2 separate regions of the Homo sapiens genome follow, and region 1 is linked to region 2. Evidence: read pairs that join two places in POLR2A ChIA-PET (ENCODE). Cell type or tissue: PC-9. All regions are shown on one strand. Each heading gives the region's core, and the rest is flanking DNA. Links, peaks and the distances in the headings are about the cores only. Region 1 overlaps RMND1 (required for meiotic nuclear division 1 homolog). Region 2 overlaps AKAP12 (A-kinase anchoring protein 12).

Region 1 (15,257 bases), core at 4,323-6,822, 86 kb before region 2:
TTGGCTGAATGAGGTTTCAGTCACCCTGTCTGTTGGAATTAAATCTTTACCTGGTCTCATTTTCAGAGATCATAATCTGAGATACTCAACCCACATCCCTTTGGCTTACAATTCCTAAAAGCAATAGTGGATCCAGTGGCTTATGCCTATAATTTCAGTGCTTTGGGAGGCTGACACAGAAAGACCACTTGAGGCCAGGAGTTGAAGACCAGCCTGGCAACATAGCAAGACTCCCATTTCTAAAAGACTTGGAAAAAAAAAAAAAAAAAAGCCGGGCTTGCTGGTGCGCAGCTGTAGTCCTAGCTACTCAAGAGGCTGAGGTGGGAGGATCGCTTGAGCTCCAGGGTTCCAGGCTGCAGTGAGTCGTGACTGCACCTCGCTCCGTCCAGCCTGGGCGACAGAGTGAGGCCCTGTCACTAAACAAACAAGAAAACAATAATAGCAGTGCTTCTTGTTAATGTCCAGTCTTTGAAGAGAACAGCAGAGGATGGGAACGGCAGGTCTGAGTGGCATGGAGCCCGACACCAGGGAGAATGTTTTCAGGCTAATAGCACTGTGTTACAGAATCACTGGTGGACTGTTAACCATTTTTTTGAAAAATGAAATAGAATAGAAAATAACAGAATACATTGCTCATGATAAACGTAAATACTGGTTTGTGAAGCTTTTGTGGCAATTGGTGTGTAAGCATATATGTGTATATGTACTATGTTTAATGATTTATAGGTTGTAGTCAGAAAAACTTACAGGATAAAGCGTGATCTTGGTAACGTAAAATGTATCTGTGTTTTTATAGCTTTAATCTCCAATCAGTATGTTACAGGAGAAAAGGCATTTTTCCTTAGTATGATCTATCTACTCACAGTACTTCTGACATCAAATATATGGGGACCTCTTCCTCCTCCTACCAGCCAGTTCTCCAATTCTCCAGACACTAACAAGGTGTCCTGCAATTCAGTTCAATTCCAGCACTAGCCAGAGTTAGTGCAGACGCCAGTTAGTTAAGCTCAGCCCCACAAGACTGCCCTCCCAGTTGACACCTGTGCTTCTGACCAACCAGCTCTATGACAACCATCCCCTCTTCAGGTTTGATTATTTGCTAGAATGGCCCACAGAACTCAGGGAATCATTTTATTTATGTTTACTGGGTTTTTTATATAAAGTATGCAAATGAACAACCAGATGTAGAGGTGCACAGAGTGAAGTCAAGAAGGGCCTGGAACTTAGGAGCTTCTGTTCCTCATAGAACTGGGCTGTGCCACCCTCCTGGCACATGGATGCATTGATCAACCCAGGAGTTCTCCAGACCCCATCATCTGGGTGTTTTTAATGGAGGTTTCATTGTGTAAGCCATGATTAATGATTAACTCAATCTCCAGCCCCTCTCCGTCCACCAGAAGTTAAGGGTGAGGCTGAAAGTTCTAAGCTTCTAATCAAAGTTTGGTCTTTCTGGTAACCACCCCCCATCCTGAAGCTGTCCAGGACCCACTGAGAGTCACCTCATTAAAACAAAAGATGTTCCCATCACTCGTGAAATTCCAAGGGATTTTTAGAAGCTCTGTGTTAGTAACTGAAGGCAAAGAGCAAATACTACAACCAAAAATGCCCCTGTCACTTAGAAAATTACAGGGGTTTTTAGGAGTCTGTACTGGGAACCAAGGACAAAGACCAAATGTAAATGTATTATATCACTATAGAAGCAACATTGCTGTAACACACTAATTTTCTTCAGTAATACAGTGTAAATGAAAGTATAATTTTTAAAAAAATGTTCTGATCAGAGCATGCGATGCTCCTAAAACAAGAATCATATGTAGATTTCTAGCCCCATCTGCTGGAACATGTCTTCTTTGGCCAGAAAAACAAAACATACTAAAATACAGTGGTTTGGGGTTTTTGCTTTTTGGGTTTTTTAAAACATTTTGAAGTAGAAAAGCCCTGAATATCATAACTATTATCGGTTGGTTTGACACATCTATTTAACAGGAAGGTGTAGATCCCCATCCTGAAACCCAAAATATGCTTTACATATATATGTAGCTAATGCTTAATAAGGATTCACTGTAAAAATCCAGAAAAGGATGTATAAAAATGAAAGCTGCTCAGAAAACAACAGCATCTTTAATAAAGAAAAAAAAGCAGACAAGACATTCCATGATTCTCTTTCCTTTTACCAAATAGGCTAAAATAAAAAAAGCAAAGAAAACAAAACCAAAACAAAGTGTCTAAAACGTCAAGTTCATCTATTAATAGAAGAAACCCACAACTAAGACTCAGAGCTAAGAAGTTTAAGGAGAATACAGAAAGTAGTGTAGCAAACCATATAAGCTGAGTGACATTGGATAGAACTTTGAGCCAAACTAAATGGGAGATCCCAAGAGAAGGAAAGGGGACAGTTGACAGTCTGGAAAACCTACAACAAAGATCCTTAGGATGGCCAAGTGAAAACAGATTGTGTTTAAAGATTTATTCATAATTTATTTGGAGCTTAGAATATATTTTCTCATAAAAATAGTGATTGACTTGTCCTGTCCTTGAGAGTTGAAAATAGTACACATTCTCAATTTGCCGTTAGTGTCGGAATATTCACATAATTTGGGATACCAGATTGCCCAAAACTCAGTTCTGAATATATTGAGCCTTTTATTTTTATCTCCAAGTGGCGGTTTTTAAAACTGACCTTTTACCTTGATTTAAAATAATAGTGCCTGGCTGGGCATGGTGGCTCACGCCTGTAATCCCAGCACTTGAGGCCGAGGTGGGCAGATTACCAGAGGTCAGGAGTTTGAGACCAGCCTGGCCAACATGAAGAAACACCGTCTCTACTAAAAATACAAAAATTAGCCAGGTGTGGTGGTGCATGCCTGTAATCCTAGCTACTCGGGAGGTTGAGGCGGGATAATCACTTGAATCCAGGGGGTAGAGGTTGCAGTGAGCTGAGATCGCACCACTGCCCTCACGCCTGGGCGACAGAGGAAGACTCCGTCTCAAAAAATAATAAATAGGCCGGGTGCGGTCACTGATGCCTGTAATCCCAGCACTGTGGGAGGCCGAGGCGGGAGGATCAGATGAGGTCGGGAGTTTGAGGCCAGCCTGACCAACATGGAGAAACCCCGTCTCTACTAAAAATACAAAAATTAGCTGGGCGTGGTGGCGCATGCCTGTGATCCCAGCAACTCGAGAGGCTGCGGCAGGAGAATCGCTTGAACCGGGGAGGCAGAGGTTGTGATGAGCCAAGATTGCACCATTGCACTCCAGCCTGGGCAACAAGAGTGAAACTGTCTCAAAAATATAATAATAATAAAGTAAAAAACAGAATAAAATAATAATGCCTGCCACCGCCATTAACAGACCTTGTACTCTAATGCCAAGCTGTATATGGGACAGTTGCCAGCATGTCTTCACTGGCACTATAAAATATAGCCAAGAAGATAGGCTCTGAGAGTAAGAAGTCTGTGTTGGTTAGGAGTAATTTTGTCCTGGCTCTCTGGTATAAAGCTCTCAAATGTAAATCCGGGTGGGATAATGGACTCAGCTCTGTCTGCAACATGCCACTGTGCAGAGAAGCACTCTCATGCATAAGCTTTTTATGCTGTAAACTATAGTAGCTGAAATTAAATGCCACTTTTTCAGAGGTGAATTAATGGAGAGCCTGGTGAAATTCAAAGCTTTTTGATGTATAAAACTTGATAAATGGAACTATTCCATCAATAGGCGAAGTATAACAACCTGTCTACATAGATAGTATGTAATTTCTGCACAGGTCTCTGTTTAGTTAATACATCACTGTATATCAATCTAGAATCTTGCTCCAATAAAGGAACATAAAGTTGTGTTTTGGTTTTGTTTTTGTTTGAAACGGAGTCTTGCTGTGTCGCCCAGAGTGCAGTGGTGCAATTTTGGCTCACTGCAACCTCGGCCTCCTGGATTCAAGGGATTCTCCTGCCTTGGCCTCCCAAGTAGCTGGGATTACAGGTGTGTGCCACCACGCCTGGCTAATTTTTGTATTTTTAATAGAGCCAGGGTTTCACCACGTTGACCAGGCTCGTCTCGAACTCCTGACCTCAAGTGATCCATCCGCCTCAGCCTCCCAAAGTTCTGGGATTACAGACGTGAGTCATTGGGCCTTGCCAAGGTTTTTGGGTTTTTTTTGGAAAAAAAAAAAAAAGTAGTACACATTCTTAGTGCAGATGGGCTTGGCCAGTACCACATGATGGTGAAGCAGACGTGAGACAACAGGGAGAGGCAGGGACAGTGTGGGCTGGAGACCCTGGGCCCCCCTACTCTATCCTAGTCCATTATTATAGCCAGATCTTCCACTCGGTCAGATGATGATGGAAATCTGGATTTTGTGTGAAATCTCTCAGTTTATTGTTGACAAGTCAATTTGAATTTTAGAAACGTGATGTAGGTCAACTCTTGAGTTGGATGGTTCTCCGAGCTGCCAGTTTACAACTCCGATTCTAGCAAAAGAGACAGCCTCTGCCATTTTCAGTACAGCTACAGGAAGATCCTTCAGTGGACTAGCTTGTGACCTGCTTATCTCCTTTTTGTGCCTCTTGCTCTTCCCACTTCAGCCCAAACTAAGCACATGAGCTGTAGCCATCACAGAAGTAATTCTGACATCCAACCTAATGTACTGTGATTTCACCTAGCAAGCTTGAGTGAATTTGCCAGGTCTTGCAGAGTGGAGCCTACCCGATGTCTCGCCTGATGCCCCTTGCTAGGATTCCTTTCTTTCAGCTGGCCGAATCTTTACACACATCGTACATCAGCTAGTTTTAACTCCATGAAGCCTTAAAAAGAACTAGTGCTCACAGGTCTAAACCTTAAGCACGTGCCTGTTCCCTGTACTCTGGTAACTCCTGATACATTTTTATTTGTATATCCCCGTGTTCCTACTTTCATATGTGACTATGGGAATTAGCTAATTTGGAAGGAATTAGCAGTTATCTGCTCATAATTAGGGTACTACATCCATTTATCCCCACATTCCCCAGTAATTTCAGCTTGTCTGACTTTTTTTCTAATTGGATTAGTCTCATTTTGTTTATGAGTAGATACTTTATTGATTTTGGATTTTTCAGTTTGCATGGATCCTCAGGTTCTCTGTTATTCCTCTACCTTTAAACCACGCATCAGAGCTGTGGAACAGATTGAGGAAGGGCAAATGGGGTCAGGCCATTTCATGAGAAAGAGCCAGGAGATACAGAATGGAGGTGGGAGGAAGGAATGAATTAATATATACTTCTCTAGAATTTCATACCAGGAATATACAGAATGGGAAAGAATTGGGGAGCTGAGAGGAGTAAATCCTAAGAATAAATGTTGATTTAGTGACTCATAAACTTGTTTTGGCCAACTAGAATCTAACAACTACTGAACAGTTGTGTTAGCCACAGTCCTGAGCACTTTGTTTATTAGCTTATTTAAACTTTACAACAACCCCATAAAGTAGGCATTATTGTTATTCTGATACTCTTTTAAAATTGTAACCAACTTCTGTGCCTAAAATCTTAACTCTTATGCCAATAGCTTTCAAACTTTATTGACCACATCTTATAGTGAGAAATATATTTAACATTTTACATACATAGCGACCTAGAGTAGATACATAGATACATGTAAGTGACAGAAAACTTCATAAAATAGCATTTCCTGTGAATAATGCACTGTAATATTTTCTATTTAGTTTTATTAAAAAAGCTGTTTTGGGCCAACTAAATTGGTATCAGAACTCACTAATGTGTTGTGACTTACAGTTTGAAAAAACACAGCATTGAGCCATAGTGCTTACCATCTGTATTTTATATAGACACAAGATGACTTTCCTCATGTGTGCAAAGGCAAGATGGGGCATGAGACAAAGTACAAACCAAACCAAGACACATGCTCAGATTTACAGACCTTTTTGTTAAATGTTAACCAGTGTAAAAATACTGTAATTCCTTTGGGGATTTAAAGGAATCTGCCTGTACAAGAGTAGTTACAAATTAGGAAATGACCTCAAATACTAATGTTGCTTTGAAAAAGAGTCATGGAAACTCAGGGTTGGAGAGACTTAAACATTCCATCCAGTCACCCATGTGATGCCTTAATCATCTCTATTTTGCATTCAATCTGTGCTTGAGATACTACCAGTTGAGTGTGGCTTCCCTTTCAGAATAATCCATTCCATCTTTTTGCCTGGCGGGAGGGAGCAAGTTCTTTTCAAGATTGAGCTGAAATTTGCCTCCCAGTAACTTCATTCTCTTCATCTTCATCCCATCCCTTGTATCACCCTTGGAGATGTTTGAAGAAAATTCTGGAGTTCTAGCTTTGCAGAATGGAGTCCAGTAGGGTGCTCAGCAGCCGTCACAGATGCTTCAGCCTCTTGGTAACCCATGTTATGCTCATTTCCCTGGAACAGGACCTAATGCACTGCACAGCATTTGCAACGGCAGATGAGTATCATCTGGGAAATCTGTCTCAAGATCTGGCCTCCCACGGATATGTTGAAGTAACAAGCTTGCCTAGAGGTACTTCTTCTTGAACCTGGGGCCAAGTATGTTAAAATGTATTGGATAATTTTCCTATGATACTATCTTAAGTATGTATTTGTTTGCAATTCATTTTCTTTTGAAAGGATTGTATCATAAAAGTGGATGTTGAATCTCTTTATAAAGATGACAAAGTTAAGAATTAAAATGTATTTACAGAGAACTCATTAAAATCAGTATGATTTATTAAGATTATTTATAGGATCATTATTACTTGAGGTGGTCAGAGGTCATACTACTTCATTTCTAGCACATTAAGAAGTTATTTTAGTTTGTGTGTGTCTGTGTGTGTTTTGTGTTTTTTTTTTTTTTGTTTTTTGGGATGGAGTTTCACTCTTGTTGCCCAGGCTGGAGTGCAATGGCGCGATCTCAGCTCACTACAACTTCCGCCTCCCAGGTTCAAGCGATTTTCCTGCCTCAGCCTCCGGAGTAGCTAGGATTACAGGCATGCGCCACCACACCTGGCTAATTTTTGTATTTTTAGTAGAGATGGTGTTTCTCCATGTTGGTCAGGCTGGCCTCGAACTCCCAACCTCATCTAATCCTCCCGCCTCGGCCTCCCAAAGTGCTGGGATTACAGGTTTGAGCCACCACACCCAGCCCGTTATTTTAGTCTTATAGAAGAACCATGAAGTTGATAGACATGGGGAGAGCCTTTAAAAAAAAAATTTACCAGCTCAATCTAATACTTTAAAACAATTAGTTAGCCGGGTGCAGTAGCTCACGCCTGTAATTGCAGCACTTTGGGAGGCCGAGGCGGGCAGATCACCTGAGGTTGGGAGTTTGAGACCAACCTGACCAACATAGAGAAACCCCTGTCTCTACTAAAAATACAAATAATAATAATAATAAAACGATTAGTTAGAAGATAAAAATGAAAAAGAAGAAAATTAAAATGAACTTAATTGAGGATTTTTATGGTGAAATCAGGAAGGATTCTTGAGAAATGGCTTGCTTTACATTAATTAAAAATAATTTAGGCCAGCCATGGTGGCTCAGGCCTGTAATCCCAGCACTTTGGGAGGCTGAGGTGGGTGGATCATTTGAGGTCAGGAGTTCGAGACCAGCCTGGCCAACATGGTGAAACCCCATCTCTACTAAAAATACAAAAATTAGCCAGGTATGGTGGCACGAGCCTGTAGTCCCAGCTACTTGGGAGACTGAGACACAAGAATTGCTTGAACCTGGAGGGTGGAGGTTGCAGTGAGCTGAGATCATGCCACTGCACTCCAACCTGGGCGACAGAGTGAGACTCTGTCTTAAAAAATAAATAAATAGGCCGGGCGTGATGCCTCATACCTGTAATCCTGCACTCTGGGAGACTGAGACAGGCAGATCACCTGAGGTCAGGAGTTTCAGACCAGCCTGTCCAACATGGTGAAACCCCACCTTTACTAAAAATACAAAAATTAGCTGGGCGTGGTGGTACGTGCCTGTAATCCCAGCTACTCAGGAGGCTGAGGCAGGACAATCACTTGAACCTGGGAGGTGGAGGTTGCAATGAGCCAAGATCGTGCCACTGCACTCCAGCCTGGGTGACAGAGCGAGACTCTGTCTCAAAAATAAATAAGTTACTTAGAACATTTTGATAAACTTTTACAGTGAAACTCAGGATAGCTCAATACCCAGAACATTTATTAATTTACCTAAGAGTAGCAAAAATAGGTTGAAAGCCTTCCTATAACAGTGGAAATTCTTAAGACTCAATCCCATAGAAGATAGTTGAAATATCATTGTGATAATCCAAACAGACCGTTTGTGTGATTAGGTGACAAAAACAAGCATAGTTGACTTAGAAAGACAGAGCTATGTCTAGAGCCCCTTGGTATGAAAATTTGCCTGGAGGTATTGTTGGCTGATGCTGAAGGCTGCCAGCTGTGTGGTCTGTGCTTCACAGAATTGCAGGCTTCACTGCCCTGGGTTGTTTCAGTCGATTTTATTTTGCTTTTGGCTGTGTAGGCAAACTCTGTCCTATGTAGGATGTAGTAATTAACAATTTAGAAAAAAAAAAAAAATCACAGTTTTGGTCTGTGTCTGAATTGCCCATCACCCAGCCTTTACCAGAAATTTCTGAAGCTTTGAGGATCCTAATTTTATGTTAATTCCGTTAAGACATACAACCTTTTGCAAATTAATAGTATATTTTTTAATTGATATATTAACATTGGTTGTAATTTATATTATGGAATATATGCTTATGATAAATATCACTATACTAATATATAAAGCAACTTCTTATGATGAATATTGGTATATTAGTATATGTTTTAACAATACTTAGGCCAGGCCCCGTGGCTCATGCTTGTAATGCACTTTGGGAGGCCAAGGCAGGCAGATGGCTTGAGCTGAGGAGTTCACGACCAGCCTGGGCAACATAGTGAGACCTCATCTCTACAAAACATAAACAAAAACTTAGCCAGGTGCGGTGGCACATGCCTGTAGTCTAAGCTACTTGGGAGGCTGAGGTGGGTGGGGCGGGGGGGGGTCCCTTGAGTTCAGGAGGTTGAGGCTGCATTGAGCTGAGATCATGGCACTGCGCTTCAGCCTGGGAGACAGAGCAAGACCCTGTCTCAAAAAAAACAAACAAACAAAAAAAAAACTTTTTTTTTAAATAGTTGCAGGTGGCTGCAGTGGTAGCCCCTGTAGTGATTAACCTTGAAATCACATATGTTTTGAAGTGGTCAGTATCTTTATTTCTGTGTATTTTCTATTGCCCTACTTTTTATACTTTAAAATTCAGCAGGAGTAGTAGTTTGGGAATGTTAAAATTGCATTATTAATGAAATGGTATTTATAGGAAGAGAATATATTAATACTTCTTCAAATTTTATTTTTAATTTTGTAGAAAGAAGTTTAATTCTTGACACTTAGTTGTATGGAACCTAAGACTTTATTAATTATCTGGACTAGTGATTATTGAATCAAAATGGGCATGAATGAGCTCTAATATTAATATCACAGGTTGTTGAATGTTTTATAAAAGTAATTGCTGATCTTTTTTTGGTGGTCGTATTTGCATTTTTATATATTAAATCCTTTCAGAGGCCTTAGTAGAAAGATGGTGATTGTGTTACAGAGCACTCCATGGTATATAAAGAAATGATCTTAAGTACTTTATTACAGTGTTTATAGGTGACTCTTACAACTTGTGTTACCTTGACATAGCTTTTTTGTTCGTTTATTTTAAATCACAGATGCAGCAAATATTTTGGTGATGGGTGTGGAAAATTCTGCAAAAGAAGGTGATCCTGGAACAATATTCTTCTTCAGGTAAGACAGGAAAGAAACCCCATTAGGTGATGATGGGTTTGGGTCAAGTAATTGTGGTCTTTAAAGGTGCAGGCATACCTTTCTTAACAGTAAATGTGTTCAAAATGTATTTGTGATTTAAATTTATCATTTAATTCTTATTTAATCTAGGAGAGTTTGTCACTTTTAGGAATTCTCTGGTAAACCCTCTTATAAAGTAAAGAATATTTCAAACAAGTGAATGATCTTCCCCGGGGTGTCTTTCTTTGTAAATTCGGATTTTCATGGACTAAATTTCTGGAAAGCAGCCAATTTCCCATTCATCTTTAGTGCCCCTTGTCAGACTCCTGCCCCAGGGAAACTCCCGCTACCTCCCTGCTGTCTCTTCTTGCCATTTTCTTTTTTTTCTCCCTTCCCCTTTGGTAGCTCTTTAAAGTTTTAGCTTACCTCTCCAGAGGTTTTAGACTAGGAGACTCACATACACACTTATTCCTTTTATCTAAAGGCCGACTCAATACTAAATACTCCACAGTAGCTGCCTGGGAATGATAACATGATAGAACCGTGTGAAATAATCTCATTTATCCTCAGCACACCGATGAAGGTCTATTTTGCACCTGAGGAAACTGAGGGTCATAGGGATTGAGTTACCCATAGTCATGAGACTAATACGTGACAGAACAGAAACACATGGACCATCTGTAGGAATCCAAAGTTGAGTAAAGTTCTTGTGGTCATAATCCTTATAGTTGATGATAAGTGGAAGTTCTTTTTTCCTTTCAATGCCTACCTTCCTTTTGACCCCATCTTTAGAGAGAATCAAGATTCCAACATTTAATTCAAGTAGAGTAATAGCATCCCTGTTGTTCCGAGTGAGGAATTTAGATTTGTGAGGGACTCTACATCAGCACTGTCTAGCAGAAATACAGTGCAAGCCTCGGCTGGGCACGGTGGCTTATGCCTGTAATCCCAGCACTTTGGGAGGCTGAGGCAGGCAGATCACAAGGTCAGGAGTTTGAGACCAGCCTGGCCAACATGGTGAAACCCTGTCTCTACTAAAAATACAAAAAATTAGCCAGGCACATGGTGGAGGGTGCCTGTAATCCCAGCTACTCAGGAGGCTGAGGCAGGAGATTCACTTGAATGCGGGAGGCGATGGTTGTGGTCAGCTGAGATCGTGCCATTGCACTCCAGCCTAGTGACAGAGTGAGACTCTGCCTCAAAGAAAAAAAAAAAAAGAAAGAAAGAAATATAATGCAAGCCTCATATGTAATGATACATTTTCCAGTAACCACATTTTAAATATTTTTAAAAAGATAAAATTAATTTTGAACAACACAAATATGTTTCTTAACATATTAACATGAAATTAATTTAACAATGTATTTTATTCAACCCAGCATATCTAAAATATTATCATTTCAACATGTAATTAATAATGATATTTTTTCACTTGTCATACTAAGTCTTTGAATTTTGCTGTGTATTGTACACTTACAGCGCATCTCAGTTTGCACCAGGCATGTTTCAAGCACTCAATAGCCACATGTGGCCTCTGAGTACCACATTGCACAGCACAGTGCATTCCTCTGGTTGGAGGAATATGCAGTTCACCAGACCTCTCTTCTGCCTGGAAGGGATTCTCTGAACTGATACTGTGGCTGTGGCTTGAAATACCTCTCAAATCCGTATCCTGAAACCTTATCCCTGCCTATTGTAACAGCTTATTGTCTCCCTGCCTGCCTGCTCACCCACCACCAGTCTGTTTGTCTATTGTAAGCAGGGTCATTCTTCAGTGGCCATTTCTGACCACTACACTCTCCTGCCTAAATTTCCACGGACTATGAACAAATTCTCTATCACTGCATAAAGTTCCCTTCTGGATTGTCCCCTGCTTGCCTCTTTATCCTGCTTGCCCACTGCTTGACCACATCTGCAGCCACGCAGCTACTGGCTGTTTATTCTGAGATGCTGCTCTGCTCCGTCCCACCTCCTCTCTGAGCCTGTGTGTCCCCTCTGCTATGTTGTCTCCTCTTGTTTTCTCATTTGGCTGCCTCTGCTAGTCCTTTAGCAAAGGGGTCCCTCTGGTGTACATCTCATGGTATACTCTGCATACTCTTGTAGCACTGATCACACACTATTGTAATTGGTGGTCTAAGTGTCAGTCCCAGTCTTTTCTAGATTGAGGATAGGAATGAAATCATACTTATGTTTCTATCACAAATACTAAGCATGGACCCACACATATACTAAGTACTTTAGAAATGTTTCAAGAATAACGTGGAGCCATTAATATTTTTACCTTTCTTTTATTTCCTCCTTTCCTTCCTCCAGTGCACTGACCCTGAGCTATAGCTCCTGTTTTTATTTACTACCTGAAACAGCTTCAACACGTCAAACTTGAGAAATCAAAACAAATGCATTCGTAGTTTTAGACCCTAAATAATGTTAAAGCCATAATCGGATTCAGAGGGCCTCCTGTGGTGTCACTGTAGTTCTGTTCCAAGCACTGTGAGCGTGGGGAGCATTATTCCATAGAGGCCTTTAACCATCTGATGCTTAAATTAACCACCATCTCTTTATTCCACAAAAATCCAGGCATAGCCCTTTATTCCTTGCACATAGTAGAGTCTGCCTAATGAGAGCTAAGACAAGGTCTCAAAAAATTTCCTTATTCTGATTTCTGTGGATCAGAATTGAACCAGGTATGAAAGAGTCTACATACGTGAAGTTATATAGTATTACAATAATGGCTATTTGTTTGGCAAACCATGTGAGAAATCATAAATTTTGAGGAGGTCAGGTTTTATCAAGAATTTTATTTTAGCTCTTATTGTAGGAAGTTCACCTAAGGACCATAATATCAAATTAGTAAGTACCATCATATTTTGAAAAATCGCATCCTGTATACATTCTAGAAGTTACATGGTTTTATATACGACCCTAAAGAATGTATTCCATCTGTATCTTAGTTGTTTCTTTTATTTTTTTAAATCAGGGAAGGAGCTGCTGTGTTTTGGAATGTGAAAGACAAAACTGTAAGTGTAAATAAAAATGTGAAAATATAAAAATTTAGTTTTGTGAGAATGAATTGTTAATTAGCACATACTGAAACATTAGAAGGGAAATTAATAGATTATGCACAACTTATTTGCTCTGCATTACATGATACTTATCAGTTTCATCTTCCAAAATATATTGTATTTTGGGTTAAGATTTCCTGCTTTTTCCTTTCTCTAGACACACACTAATTTGTGGAGAATCAGAACCATCCTAACTATACTGCAGACAGAAGTACTGTAGACTTTGCATGTTGTACTATACAAAATGTATGCAGTTAATTGGAAGCTGGTTGCATTGAGTGTTCTTTTAAGTCAAGTTGTCTAGAACTTACTACTCATGGGAAATAATTTTTTCAAGATCCAAATCAAGATTTGTTTAATACAACCATTTTAGAGGCAAATTGGTAATCTACATTAAAGCTTTATATTTAACCCAGTAATTTTACACCTAGAAATTTATCCAAAGGAAATAATCATAACTATTCGTGATGATTTTTGTACAAAAATGTTCATCAGAGCAATATTTATAATGGCAAAAATTAGAAATTACCAAAATACACAATAATAGTTTGTTAAATCATCCATATACTACAGATATACTATAGATCCCCTTAGAAATCATGTAAAAAAATATCTATTTCTGGGAGATTGCCTATATATATAATACAGTTACATTAAAAGAGCAGATTATACGGCCAGGCATGGTGGCTCACGCCTGTAATCCCAGCACTTTGGGAGACCAAGGCCGGCAGGTATCTTGAGGCCAGGAGTTCGAGACCAGCCTGGCCAACATGGTGAACCCCATGTCTACTAAAAATACAAAAATTAGCTGGGCGTGGTGGTGCACACCTGTAATCCCAGCTACTCGGGTAGCTGAGGCACAAGAATCGCTTAAACCTTGGAGGCAGAGGTTGCAGTGAGCCAAGGTCAGACCATTGCACTCCAGCCTGGGAGACAGAGGCATACTCTTGTCTTCAAAAAAAAAAAAAAGCGGGTTACAAAATATAACCAATATAATCTCAGAACTGGTTAAAAAACATGCTTTATACAATCCCAATTTTACGAAAAGGAAACACACACAGTAGGTGGTCGGGAAGGGAACTTAGAGAAAAGAAAATATAAATGACCAATAAATTTAAGAAAATACAAGTTGGCTATTTGAAGTTGCAAAGATGTAAAAGGCTGATAAACCCCATTTCTTAAGAGTAGTTTCATAAATGTTGAGATTCTACATTTGGAAAAACTACTTTGGAGAGCAGGCTAGCAATATTATAAGTGTGGGCCAGGTGTGGTAACTCATACCTGTAATCGTATCACTTTGGGAGTCTGGGGTGGGAGGATCACTTAAGCTCAGGAGTTCCAGACCAGCCTGAACAACACAGTGAGATCCCATCTCTACAAAAAGTTTTTAGAAGTTAGCCAGGTGTGGTAGTGTGTACCTGTAGTCCCAGCTACTTGGGAGGCTAAGGCAGGGGGATCGCTCGAACCCAGGAGTTTGAGGCTGCAATGAGCTATGATTGCATCACTGCACTCCAGCCTGGGTGACAAGGTGAGACCCTGTCTGTTACATATATACATATTGTGTAAGTCCACATATCTTTTGATCTAGCAATTCCTAAAGAAGTATTCCCACAAAGCCATGAAGACCTTTGCACAAGTGTGGCACATCGCAACATTGTAATGGAGAGTAGAAAAAATTCCCCATGGAGGACACACCTAGGTTGGTTAAATAAATTGCAGTTCGTCTGTAAAGGAAAATAGTGTTGAAAATGTCATGTGCATAATATGATCCTATTTTACATAAAAAGCAGCATAAATATGTACATATATACACATAAAAAGTCTGGAAGGATATGCACCAAGTTTAATCATGGTTGCCTCTGGGGATTAGGATTTCAGTACAGAAGAGAGAAAGAGATGATCACCTCCCACACCTGTGTGGCTTAATTTTTTATTAGTATGTTGGGCTTTACTTTTTATTTTTTATTTATTTATTTTTTTGAGATAGGGTCTTGCTCTGTCACACCGGCTGACATTGGCTCACTGCAACCGCCACCTCCCAGGCTCAAGCCAGCCTCTCAGGTAGCTGGGACTACAGGTGTACATCACCACACCCAGATAATTTTTGTATTTTTTTGTAGAGACAGGATTTTGCCACGTTGCCCAGGCTGGTCTTGAACTTTTGAGCTCAAGGATCCACCCGCCTCTGCCTCCCAAAATGCTGGGATTATTAAAGAGATTTAAAGAATACAAATTATAATATTACTAGTGATTTTCCTTGGGTTGTGGGATAATGATAACCTTGATTTTCTTCTCCATTCTCATCTGTGTTTTCCAAATGTAAAAACAAATGAACATGTCATCCTGATTACTTTAATATCACAATGGATTTGATTTGCCTTTTCCT
Region 2 (13,623 bases), core at 466-2,965:
GTGATGTGGTTTTCTCTCCTTCCAGGTCGGAACTTAAGCCTTTCTTGGTAGTAGCAGATACTATCACTGGTGTCGATTTTGCCTGACAGTCGGGCCCTGTGGGCACAGCATCTTCCCCTGGATGAGCGGCAAAGTCTTCATTTTTTTCAGAGGATTTCTCTTCCAGAACTAAATGTGCACCTGCAGGCTCCAACGTTTCACCTGTTTCTAAAATGTTGGCAGTTTCTCCTAAGACCTTTTCCTCCTCTGCAGCCGCTGTTAGAGTGAATGATGCCTCAGAGCTCTGAACTTGAATTTTGGTGCATACTGCCTCCTCTTGACCTAGGCAGGGAGGAGGGCTTCCTTCCAAACTGCTGACTTCCTTTGCCCCATCTATGATGGGCACATTCACTGTCTGGAGGAGCTGCTTACTGACCTCTTCAGATACGGTAACAGCTGTTTCGTGCTCAAGCTTCTCTTCATTCACATGGGTTGGCTCTGCTTCTGTTTTCTCCCTTTCGACTTGAACTACCATCTCTCTCTCCACGGGGGATGGAGGAGACTTAGCGTGACTCTGCAGTTCAAGAGCATCATCCTTTTTACATTCAGCTTCTTCTGTCCCTTCACCTTTAAGGGCAACTTCAGTGACCTTTTCCCGACTGACTGTTATGCCTGTGTCTATAGACCCCTCAAGTCCTTCGAAAAATGGTACGTCTTTGGTTTTCTCATCAGCATACTGGTCAGCCTCTTGAGTCCCCTCAGTCTTTGACAGAATGGATACAGTTTCCACTGACACCTCTTTATCTGTATGCTCTAGAGTGTCTTCCATCTTTGATTGTTCTTTAGTTTCTTCCTGGAACACAAAACTGGAAGGTGCTGGAGGCCTCTCTTTCTGTGCAGGAACTGCCTCTGCTTCTGTGCCCCCTGACTGGGTACCAGATGCGACCTCATTCTCCTCATGGATTTCCACAATCTCGTCTTTCTGGGTTGTGCCTGGTGCGTCAAAGTCGGCTACGGGGGTGCTTCCATCAGTCTCACTGTCTGTAGGGGTTTCCACCGAGTCAGGGGGGATAGCCTGTTCCATCACCATCTCCTGTGATTTTACCCCAGCTAAGGTTTCGGCTTGACAAGTGGTTACAAGCTCACTGGACTCTATGCTCTCTGTGACTTGAGGAGCTTTTTCAAAGCTTTCTGGGGTGGTCTGCCCCACCACCTTCCCTTGTGTAAAAGGCTCAGTTTTTGCCTCCTGAGCATCTACTTTCAACACTACATCCGTCTCTTTCTTCAGACCCGACGCTTCAGCCTGCTCTTCTGGTCTTTCTGCCTCTGCTCTCTGCACAGGCTGAAGCACATCTTCTGGCCCACCGGTGCCAGGCAGCTGGGATTCCTCTTTCACTTTTTCTGCCACTGCCTGGAGGACCTCTTGAGTCCGCCTCTCTTGCTCTTCTATGTCAGGTACGCCACCTTCCACCTCCTGCACCGGAGTGGCCTCCTCTGTGGTGTCTGGGGAGTCGGTTAACTGGGAGACTGCTGACACCATTTCTGTGGTCTCTTCAGCAGCAGATGCTTCGGTTCCTTCTTCGGCACCCAATGGCCCTGCAGTTTCTGCAGCTGTCACAGCTTCGGGGGTCAATTCCGCCTCACTAACGACCGTGTCGCCCCGGGCCTCTCTGTTCTCTGGCAGAGGTTCAGTAACCGTGGGGGGTTCTTCTTCTGCAATTACTTCTCTTTCCAATACCTCCTCAGTTAACAGTGCGGCTTCAGCTTCTACTTGTTCAAGAGGTTCTGTCACTGAAGCAGATATCCAAGAAGGAGACCTTTCTTCAATAATGGTAGCTGCCCTCGTCCCGTCAGCGACAGCTGCTGCCATCATATGAACCTGACTCTCGCTGAGCTCCTTGGACACCTCAGTGGCTGCCTTCTGCTCGGGCTGCTCTGCGCTTTTTTGGGCTTGCTGTGCCTCCATTTTCTCCCTTTCTACAGCATCATACTCAGACAGAGGGACCACGGCCGGGACATCAGAGTCATCTTCGTTGGCCCCTGTTGGCCCTGCGTCTTCAACAGGGGCTTGTTCTTGTTTCCCATCTGGCCTTTTCTTCCTTCGTCCAGGAATAAACTTCTTGATTGAGACCCAGGATTCTTCTTTACCGGGTTCAGTGTCTGGAGTGGAATGTTCTACACCAGACCCAGCTATGGAGTCTTCGCTTTTCTCTTCCAGCTTGGACTTTGATTTTTTTCTTGGCGTGACTAACCTTTTAAATGACTCCCAGGTGGAAACGCCCTCCCCTTCGGTAGGGCTTCCAGCTTGCTCCGGGGAGGAACTTCCCTGCCCTGGATCATGTTCTTGGGAACCAGCAAGGATCCCGTCTGTCCCCGTCTCTTTGTCTTTTCCGGCCTCATCAGCTTTCTGGTGGTCTCCTCCCATTGCTTTTGGTCCCCCTTCCTCATCAGAAGAGGACCCTCTCCTTGCTCTTTTCTTGGATGATCCCACACAAATTAAAGCTTCCCAAGATACTGAGGTATCCACCTTGCGCTTTGGTTCTTCCGGCTTTGGCTCTTCCACGCTCCCTTTCATTTCTTCTTGCATTTCAGAGGCTGTGCTCTCGGTGGAAGACAAGGTAGCGCTCTTGACCTTGTCCAGCTCATCTTCTTTATCACTTTCCGAAGGCCGTCTAACACGCTTCTTGGGCGTCACCATCTTTTTGAATGATGCCCAGGGAGTGACACCTTCTCTTTTTTTCTCTCCATCGGAAGTAGCTCCTTCTTCAGCTTCCCCATCCTGCTGCACCTCGGCTAAGCCCTTTTCCAGACACGTGATCTCCTCGGGCTCCTCAGGGGATGAGGCAGAGCTCTCGCCCTTTTGCTCCTCCTGGCTGTCCGGAGAATCGGCTGGAACCTGAGTGTGCTCCCCTGATTCCTCGTCTCCTCCTCCTCTTTTCCCTTTCTGTTTCTTTCCAGAAAGCTTTTTTAAGCCAGTGCTGGTAAAAAGCTTCTTTAGTGGACTTCCCTGCACCTTCATTCTCTCCTGTGATGACAGCATTTCCACCTCACTCACAACGCCTTCGGGGGGTTTGGACAGCACCTTCTCATCAGGACTGAGGTCAGCTCCCTGTGTAGGGTCCTCTCCGGAAACACACGTTTCTTTGAGCTTCACCAGCTCCTTGGCAGGTTCAGCTTCCTGAGGTTCTGCATCCATTTCAACCAATTCTTCAGCTGGCACAGACCCTGCTGTTTCTTCCACCTCCGTTTTCTGCTCTTCGGTTCTCTCCTCCACGGTGCTGACGTGGACTTCGGCCACAACCTCTTCTTGGTGGACTTCTATTTTCTCATCAAACACTTCTGTCGCCAACGGAGCAGGTTTCTCTTCAGAAGGTCCCTGCGAGCCACTGACTTGCTCCTCTGAGGGCAGCTCAACTTTCTCATATTCAGCTGATAACCGGGGCTCGTGGGCACTTTCTGCCGGCTCCTGTGGGTGGGCTTGCTCGGAGGCGGTCAGTTTCTCGGAGGCAACCTCTGCCTTTCCGTCTTCTTCTGTGTCTACTTTTTCTGGCTCTTGTTCCTTTTTCTTCTCTGAAGCTTCCACTTCATCCTCCTTCGGCTTCCTGAAACTGGTCTTTTTGCGCCAGCCGGCCCAACCTTGAGTGAAGAATTTTTTGAAGGTTGATCCTGTTTCACTGGTCACGGGACTAGTCGGAGATTCTGCAGACTTGCTAGGTTCTTTTTCTTGTTTCTCTTCTCCTTCCTCTTTGCATTCCTCCACTGCTTGGCCAGATTCGGCTGGGGGAGAAATTTCTGCGTGGCTTTGCTCACGCTTCAGGGTCTCTTCGGGTTTCTCTGTAGATTGTTTGGGTTCGCTTTCTTTGGATGCTGCTTCTCCAGCCCCAAGGCTGGGGTCCTTGTGGTCGCCAGCCCCTGCTGCTCCCTCCCCTTCATCTTTCTTCACAGTGAGTAGCTGGACAGTGTCAGGCTTCTCTGTCTTATCCTTTTTCACAGTGAATTTAAAGCCAACAAACTTAAACACCTTCTTAAATCCAATATCATTAGCCTGGGACTCAGTGGGTTGTGTTAGCTCTTCTAAATTGCTTTCTGAAGAAGGAATCTGTTCGATTATTTCGGGTGTCTCCTCCTGCCCATCATCTGTGATGTCGTGAACAACCGCTGACTTAGTAGCCATCTCTTTATCGGAGTCTCTTTTGCTCACATCTTCAGAGTCTCTCTGTCCAACTATTAACAAAAAGGGGCGGGGGGGTGGGGAGAAGAGAAAAGGTGATTACAATACAAGAAAATTGTTTTTCTCCGACAGGGCCTCACTCTCTTGCCCCGGCTGGAGGGCAGTGGTGTGGTCTCGGCTCACTGCAGCCTCAACCTCCCAGGCTCAAGGAATCCTCCCACCTCAGCATCCCGAGTAGCTGGGACTACAGGCACATGCCACCATGTCCAGCTAAGTTTTTTATTTTCTGTAGAGATGAGATCTCACTATGTTGTCCAGGCTGCTCTCCAACTGCTGGGCTCAAGTGACCCTCCTGTCTCAGCTTCTCAAAGCAGTGGGATTACAAGTGTGAGCTATAGTGCCTAGCCCAAGAAAATTAACTTTTTTTTTTTTTTTTTTTGAGACAGAGTCTCACTCTGTCGCCCAGGCTGGAGCACAGTGGCACGATCTCGGTTCACTGCAACCTCTGTCCTAGGTTCAAGTGATTCTCCCACCTCAGCCTCCTGATTAGCTGGGATTACAGGCGTCTGTCACCATGCCCAGCTAATTTGTTTTTTTTGTTTGTTTTTTTTGAGATGGAGTCTCACTCTGTCACCCAGGCTGGAGTGCAGAGGCACGATCGTGGCTCACTGCAAGCTCCGCCTCCTGGGTTCACGCCATTCTCCTGTCTCAGCCTCCCGAGTAGGGAGGCTAATTTTTTTTTTTTTGTATTTTTAGTATAGAGACGGGGTTTCACCGTGTTAGCCAGAATGGTCTCGATCTTCTGACCTCGTGATCCACCCACCTCTGCCTCCCAAAGTGCTGGGATTACAGGCGTGAGCCAACACGCCCAGTCAATTTTTGTATTTTTAGTATGGGAGGGGTTTCACCATGCTGGCCAGGCTGGTCTTGAGCTCCTGACCTCTAGTGATCCACCCACCTCGGCCTCCCAAAGTGCTGGGATTACAGGCGTGAGCCACTGCACCCAGTGAAAATTAAATATTTTAAAAATATGACCAATTAATACTTTCTTTAATGCGAGGCAATTCAAGGATAAAGTGAGATCTTACAGAGATTTGCAAATCTTAATAGATTAATGTCTACTTCTTTCCAATGACCTTCAAAAATTCAGGTTCAAAGAGAATTATCTGCTCTTTCTGTTGCTTGTTAAAGGGAAAGTTGACAAACTTAACTATCAAAAAATTAGTTCCACATAAGTAGTCACGGCACCTCTAAGAGTGAGTCAACGAGGTAGTGCATCTTCTGTTGCAATGTAAGATGGAATCCCACATCACACCCATATTTTAAACAAGAATCCATCAAGTTTTAGATGTAACTTCCCACTTAACAGGAAATATAGGGTTTGAGGAACAAGCTAAAGAACAAACAAGTATCTACACAAATCTAAAGAAGGGGACATTCTATGTGGTAACTAAGTCCGACCTCAACAGGTCCCCAAAAGGGACCAGAGCTCTTTGGAGAAATTCCAGGCTGGGTCAGAGGACGTATGAAGAATATTTTGTTGTAACAGAAAGGAGATGCTCAAAAGCTGATGGAGGTGTCAAAAGGACACAAGAACTGGCTTGAAGGGGCTCCCAATGCCCAAACTTTGAAGCATAGAAAAGAATAATGGATCCTTTGTATTTTATGAGAGTGACGATTGGGTGTTCATGTGCAATGTGTGCATTGTCACCACGATGGCACATTACTCGTCTGATGTGAAAAAGAAAAAGAAAGAGAATGATGACATTGATGGGTTACAACACATTGAATAAAAAAAGAATCCATGAATCGAGAGTGATACTAAAAAAGGTAAATGAGGAGAAGGGAGCGCTTCTTTAAGGAAAAAAGAAATGTCAATAAATATAGATATAACTTCCACTTTGATCCTCAAAGTCATTATTGTTAGAATTTTAGATTTAGAAAATCACAATTTACAGACACCATTGTAATAACTCATTCAGTCAAGTATCATAAACTGCTAAAACCATCGGGTAAAAGGCTGTCAGGAAACGTACATTCAGAATACCAACATACACATTACTTAATTTCAAAAAAATGACCTTGGCAATGGAGAAATCTGACAGGCACCACCTTAACCAAGTGATCACATTTAACATCCTCAATAATGGGACAGATGCCATCGCGCTTCCTGGTGTGAAGCACTGAGAAGGACAAGAATTCATCTACGTGGCATTCCTGACCAAAAGGTTTAATGGTATCTAATCACAACGACACAACCAGACAAATCCACAGCGAAGGGCATTCTGCAAAACAACTAGCCTGGCCTGAAATGTCAATGTCACAGAAGGATGAAAATCCAGCAGAAACACAAAAGGATTGTCTGCAAGTAACTTCCAAATAGCTTAGTGGGTGGTGGGGCGGATGATGTGGCTTTCCATAAATGGCGAATAGGTCAAGTGTATATAAGTGTTTACTATATTTTTCCGGGTTTGTAATTTTAAAATCACTGAGGGGAAAAGTCAAGTCAATGTGATTTAATGGGGGGAAGTAGGAGGGAGATGTATTGTGTTAAATTAAGAGATTTAAGGAACACAACAACCAGAGGTACCTGGCATGATCCTGAATTGGATATTTGTTAGGGAAAAACAGCAAAAGGACATTTTTGGGTCTTCTTGGAAAATACTGAGTATGAGATTTGGGATTAGATGAGATGAATTTTAATTGACATAAAAGGGTAGAGATTTGACTGCAAAAAGCAGGTTACCAAACAGTATATACAATGACCTCATTCTGGCTTAAAAACAACTGTCTCTCCTTTCTCTCTCTCTCTCTCTCTCTCTCTCTCTCTCACACACACACACACACACACACACACACACACACACATATACACACACATCCTTCACATATGATCTCTGGGGGATGCGAATGTCATTTATTTTAGTTTTGCTTGTCTGAATTTTCTTTTTTCTTTTCTTTTTTTTTTTTTTAAGACAGAGTCTCACTCTGTCACCCAGGCTGCAGTGATGTGATCTGGGCTCACTGCAACCTCCACCTCCCGGGTTCAAGCGATTCTCCTGCCTCAGCCTCCCGAGTAGCTGGGACTAGTGGCATGTGTCACCACACCTGGCTGATGTTTGTATTTTTAGTAGAGATGGGGTTTCACCATGTTGGCCAGGCTGGTCTCGAGAACTCCTGGCCTCAGGTGATCCGCCCACCTCAGCCTCCCAAAGTGCTGGGATTACAGGTGTGAGCCACTGCCCCCAGCCTCTAATTTTCTATATAGGACATATATCGATTTTTGTACTAAACAGGTCAATTAAAATGGACACCAAAAAGATCTTAACAAAACCTGAAAAAATATACTTAATGTTTTAAGCACAAATTGAAGGTTAATAATTATAACTAGCCAGGCGCGGTGGCTCACGCCTGTAATCCCAGCACTCTGGGAGGCTGAGGCGGGCGGATCACAAGGTCAGGAGATCGAGACCATCCTGGCTAACACGGTGAAACCCCGTCTCTACTAAAAATACAAAAAATTAGCCAGGCGTGGTGGCAGGCGCCTGTAATCCCAGCTACTCAGGAGACTGAGGAAGGAGAATGGTGTGAAGCCGGGAGGTGGAGGTTGCAGTGAGCTGAGATCGCACCACTGCACTCCAGCCTGGGTGACACAGCAAGACTCTGTCCCCCCCAAAAAAAAAATTATAACTAGTACATACAACAAGACTTAGAACACAGCAATAAATACTTGAAATGCAGAAATATTTAGAAATATAGAATGCTTCCCCAAATCCATACATTCCTTCCAATTATATAATCTTATTACTCTGAAAACAATTTAATTTTCTTATTTATGAAATATTACAAATCTATGTCTACAAATTGCCATCATACTACTTATTTGGTTTTATTTTGAAACTGAACCCCAGAAAGTTAAATAAAAAACTAGGCTGGGCGAGGTGGCTCATCCCTGTAATGCCAGCACTTTGGGAGGTCCAGGCAGGTGGATCATTTAAGGTCAGGAGTTTGAGAGCAGGCTGGCCAACATGGTGAAACCCCGTCTCTACTAAAAATACAAAAACCAGCCAGGCGTAGTGGCGGGTGCCTGTAGCCCTAGCTACTCGGGAGGCTGAGGCAGGAGAATCTCTTGAACATGGGAGGCAGAGGTTGCAGTGAGCCAAGATCATGCCATTGCACTCCAGCCTGGGTGACCGAGCGAGACTGACTCAAAAAACAAATGAACAGACAACAACAACAACAACAAAACTGCCTGAGGTACCCAACCAAGTCAGGGCAAGAGTGTGACCTAGAGTTTTTTTTTGTCCTTGTACCTTGTTATTCTCTAAGTTATGCTAAAGTTCTTTTTTTCTTTTCAAATATTGCTAGATTTTTTGGATATTCATAGATGAATAGGTTATCTGGGCCTCTTATTCTTCAGAGACTCAATAAGGGCCTTTGCTTCAGTGGTGATGCCATAGACTCACCATCTGTAACAGCTTCGATAATCAGCAAGGCTCATTTTTTCTGCCATCAGTATCTAAGATAGCATTTAAAACAAAACATTTTAGTTTTACCTCTGAGAACTAAACATTTCAGATAGCGAAGAAGATTTCAAGAAAAACCCAAGAATCTCATTATTTTGATCTGAGGCGCATTCCTAAAGGATTTCCCTTTTCTCTTTATAAAATACACATTTGTGACCAACATTAGACTTAACAAACAATAAGGAAAAATTAAACACTCATATTAAACTTTGAAGCAAATATTCAAAGAGAAAGTCCAGACATCGACGATTTAAACTACTTCTACATTTTAGATATATACACTCTTCCCATTATTTTTTAAAGCATGTATAGTATTCTGAAATAAGAAAATGCTTTAAGTTTCTATTTGTTCCTATTATAAACTGACACTGTGATGAATTTGTTTATAGTTAAATCCAAAGGCTTCCTTAAGTGTATTTCCATGAACTATTTCTTTTTTCTTTTTTTCTTTTTTTGAACCAGTCTTCGCTCTGTCACCCACGCTGGAGTGCAGTGGCTCGATCTCAGCTCACTGCAACCTCCGCCTCCTGGGTTCAAGCGATTCTCCTGCCTCAGCTTCCCAAGTAGCTGGGATTACAGGTGGCTGCCACCACGCTCGGCTAATTTTTGTATTTTTTGTACAGATAAGGTTTCACCATGTTGGCCAGGCTGGTTTCAAACTCCTGACCTCAGGTGATCCGCCTGCCTCAGCCTCCCAAAGTGCTGTGATTACAGGCGTGAGCCACCGTGCCTGGCGGTCACAAAAGAACTTTTTGCAAACACTTCTAATGCCATTTAAGAGATGTGACTTTCCTTTTGAAAAAGTTGGATAAAATAATTGGAAATATACTAGAGAAAAAAGAAAAATTCCAGTAACAAACTCTATTCTAGTATGATTTCACTAGTACAGAATACAAACATAAATTACATATCCTGCCAGCAAGCATGTGATTAAAAACAAACACTCATCAACCTCCCTGGAATCAGAAAATGCAGAGACATGTTGCTAATATAGGAGTAGAAAGCTGGTGTCACACAACCATTTCCCCCTCACTATTTTCCCTCCACTCTTAAATCTGTGTTTCCATTGGAAACACTTCTGCTTCATTCTGAAAGGGCCGACATGTTTATAGTCAAAACTAGGGAGATAAAGGTTCGTGAACCAGCTGCCAGCAGGCAGAACAAAACAGCTATTGGGCCGGGCACTATGGCTCACACCTGTAATCCCAGCACTTTGGGAGGCTGAGGCAGGCGGTTTACTTGAGGTCAGGAGTTCAAGACCACGCTGGCCAAAGTGGTGAAACCCCATCTCTACTAAAAATACAAAAATCAGTCGTGCATGGTGGCGCATGCCTGTAGTCTCAGCTACTTGGGAGGCTGAGGCAGGAGAATCACTTGAACCCGGGAGGTGGAGGTTGCAGTGAGCCGAGATCACACTACTGCACTCCAGCCTGGGCGACTGCCATCAGTATCTAAGGTAGCTGTTACTGAACAGCTATTGATAGTTCAGTACAGCTTAACAATAATCAAATGCTCTCTTTATATAGAGTAAGTGAGTTATGAGTTGAACACATAATAAAATGTATATAGAAAAATTTTAAGTTGTAGCTGGTCAACTAGTCTGCAGTCTCTTTTAACATAAGTAATCCTAAGAGCTACAATTGTCAGAACAATCTTCGGGCGCCTCCATGCTTTGTGCTTCAGCCTGATTTCGGCCTCCACGTACCCTCTGTGCTGGGGCAATCTACTCACTCCATACAAGGTACCTGCTAAGCAAAGCCTCCTAAAATACCGCTTCTATCACATCAACAGGCTGTGGACTCCTAATGGCTTTAGGGCCTAGAGAATAGTCTTCTAACCTACCTAGTCTGGCAGGTACCTATATCTGTACCCGCGCTGTTGAGATCCTGACCCCAAAACACATGCGATCGTGTGGCCACCCACTGGGCTTGGAACCCGCATTGAAGCCTAGACCGTACTTTCCAGCCTGCCCCATCACTGGGCTTCACACTCCCCATGGCGCAGCCCAAGTGTTGAGGCCTGTTCCATTCTGTTCTGCGTCCCACACTTTGCCGGCCTCCAGGCCTTACAGTGAGGGCAACTTCGCTAAATCCTGGTGACTTTTTGAGGCCTGGGTCATCCTCGACCTGCCCTGCCGCCCACCTCCCCAGCTGACCGCAGCCACAGCCATGTCCATTCCAACCCCCCGACTCCCCTTTCAAGCCAGAGTCTTCGGGGAGGTAGGCTGCTGGCGCAGAGCGTTTTGGCACCTGTCACGGGACCCAGAACGAGGCCTTTCCTTTCTAGGGCTGGGGGCTGGGGCAAGATCAAGGGCAGCGGGCGGCTCTACAGCCTGGGCTGGGATGCCACGGGCGCAGGCCCTTCCCGACCTGTCCCTGCGCGCCTTGGCCAGTAGAGAGGCTTTCCCAAGCCTGGGACGGGAAGGAAGGAGGCTGGAAAACCCACACACACCCATCTCGGGCCGGTCCTAAGGGACAGTTGGTGGCCCTCGGGATTCCGTGTCCGCCATCGCTGCGGGGCGAACTGCCGCTTGGGTGCACGTGCTACTCACTGCAGAGTTTACTCCACCAGGGCATGGCGCGCGCAGCCCGCCGGCAGGGGCAGCCCAACAGCCGCCCGTGAGGCCCAGCGCGCCCCTGCCGGCTGCCATAGCTCGCGAAAGCCTGGGCCCGGGAAGCCAGCCGCGAACATCACAAAAGACGCAGCCTCCCCGCGCCCGGCGCCAGCCCTCGACCTCCCAGGAAACCCCCGGGGGTCCTGCGGACCGCCCCAGTGGGGTCTCTTCAAACCCAAGCCTGCTGAGGCCGAAAACCATCCTGCTAACCAACTGCCAAGCCGCCGCTGAACTTCCCTGACACTTAATTTAAAAGAAAAAGGGCCTCGAGGCCTGGCGCGGTGGCTCACGCCTGTAATCCCAGCACTTTGGGAGGCCAAAGCGGGCGGATCACCTGAGATCAGGAGTTAGAGACCAGCCTGGCCAACATGGTGAAACCTCATCTCTACTAAAAATACAAACAAATTAGCCGGGCGTGGTGGCACATGTCTGTAATCCCAGCTACTCGGGAGGCTGAGGCAGGAGAATCGGTTGAACCAGGGAGGCGGAGGTTGCAGTGAGCCGAGATCGTGCCACTGCATTCCAGCCTGGGAGACAGGGCAAGACTGTGTCAAAAAAAAAAAAAAGAAAAAAAAGAAACAAAAACAAACAAAAAGGACCTCGACAATGGAGAAATCTGGCAGGCACCACTTTAACCAAGTGATCAGACTTATCCTCGATAATGGAACAGATGTCATCGCGCTTCCTGATGTGAGGCACTCAGAAGGACAAGAATTCATCTTTGCAGCTCTGCTGATCAAAATGTTTAACGGCATCTAATCACGAGGAAACAATCAGATGAATCCACAATGAAGGACGTTCTGCAAAACAACTAGCCTGGCCTGAAATGTCAGTGTCACAGGACGAAAATCAAGCAAAAACACAATGGGGTTTTGTCTGGCAATGGCCAAGGCATGGTGGAACCTGCTCGTGGGTTTGGCTTGGTTGTAAAGAGCTTTAAGTTCTTGAGTATTCGCCCATGAGGCTATCAGTCAAGTTCCCATCACATTCGCCCATGAGGCTATCAGTCAAGTTCCCATCACAAAGCCATCACTTACAGAGCCTTATGGGCTAGAAGGTGGAGCTCACCTGCTCCCTCCAACTGGGACTTCAAAAATAGTCATCTGTGAGAACGCAAATGGACAGCCACTTGGGAGGACAGTCTGCGGTTTGTTTTCATACTGAACATACTCTTACCATATGATCTGGCAATCATGCTCCTTGGTATTCACCCAAATGAGTTGAAAATTTATGTCCACACAAAACATCTGCACACAGATGTTTACAGCAACTTTATGCATAATTGCCAAAACTTGGAAGCAATCAGATGTCCTTCAATAAGTGAGTGGATAAAGTATGGTATATCCAGACAACATAATACTATTCAGCACTAAAAAAAAAAAAAAAAACCACCGCTGGGCGCGGTGGCTCATGACTGTAACCCAGCACTTTGGGAGGCCGAGGTGGGTGGATCATGAGATCATGAGTTCAAGACCAGCCTGGCCAAGATGGTGAAACCCCGTCTCTACTAAAACAAACAAACAAACAAAAATTAGCCGGGCATTGTGGTGGGCACCTGTAATCCCAGCTACTCGGGAGGCTGAGGCAGAGAATTGCTTGAACCCGGGAGACGGGGCTCGCAGTGAGCTGAGATCGCGCCACTGCACTCCAGCCTGGGCAACAGAGCGAGACTCTGTCTCAAAAAAGAAAAAAAAAAAGAAAAATTAGTTATCAGGCCATGAAAATACACGGAGGGAACTTAAATGTATATAGCTAAGCAAAAGAAGACGCTCTGAGGAAGATACACAATGTATGATTCCAACTATATGACATTCTGAAAAAGACAAAACTTTGGAGACAGTAAAAAGAGCAGTGGCTGCCAGGGGTTGGGGGAGGAAGGGATGAATACATGAAGCACAGATGATTTTTATGGCAGTGAAGCCATTTTGCATGACACTGTAATGGTGGGTACACATCATTATGTATTGGCCCAAATCCACAGAATGTACACCACCAAGAGTGAGCCCTAATGTAAACTATGGACTTTGGGTGATAACCATGTGTCAGTGCAGGTTCATTGATTGTAACAAATGACCCATTCTGGTGGGGAATGTTGATAAGGGTTGGGGGAGGCTATGCAGACGTTGGGGCAAGGGACACATGGGAATTCTCCGAACTCTCCACTCAATTTTGCTGTGAACCTGAAACTGCTCTTAAAAACAGTCTTTTTAAAAACGGTCATATGACTTGACCAACGTCATATAGGTGTGTGGTATCTCAGGAGGGCCAAAGGCTGGCTGGGTAGTGCTTAGAGTGAAGGCACTAAAGGAGCAAAATACACAGTTTGTCTTTTT

The links. ChIA-PET counts read pairs that join two places held together with the same protein. Peaks named below come from ENCODE experiments on the same cell type or tissue, not always from the same donor. Only the 100,000 strongest peaks of a DNase experiment are listed, where the experiment ranks them.
Region 1: POLR2A ChIA-PET joins it to region 2 with 7 read pairs; 4 of 35 experiments call an interaction of 5 or more read pairs at or near these places.

What each region holds. Positions count from the first base shown.
Region 1 is chr6:151,427,707-151,442,963 of GRCh38, reverse strand. It overlaps RMND1 (required for meiotic nuclear division 1 homolog), which reads left to right. Exons shown (of 12, transcript NM_017909.4): 3 at 6,410-6,518; 4 at 9,734-9,809; 5 at 12,787-12,826. Among named protein-coding and RNA genes, the nearest start is that of RMND1, 17 kb to the left of the region's middle. In PC-9, for the core only: no CTCF peak of the experiment used is centred there; a DNase peak (open chromatin) is centred at 5,403; H3K27ac peaks cover 1,187 bases.
Region 2 is chr6:151,339,291-151,352,913 of GRCh38, reverse strand. AKAP12 (A-kinase anchoring protein 12) reads right to left here. Exons shown (of 5, transcript NM_005100.4): 4 at 1-4,203. It also overlaps the pseudogene LOC124901550. Among named protein-coding and RNA genes, the nearest start is that of ZBTB2, 45 kb to the left of the region's middle. RefSeq lists an enhancer at 11,035-11,552. In PC-9, for the core only: no CTCF peak of the experiment used is centred there; no DNase peak of the experiment used is centred there.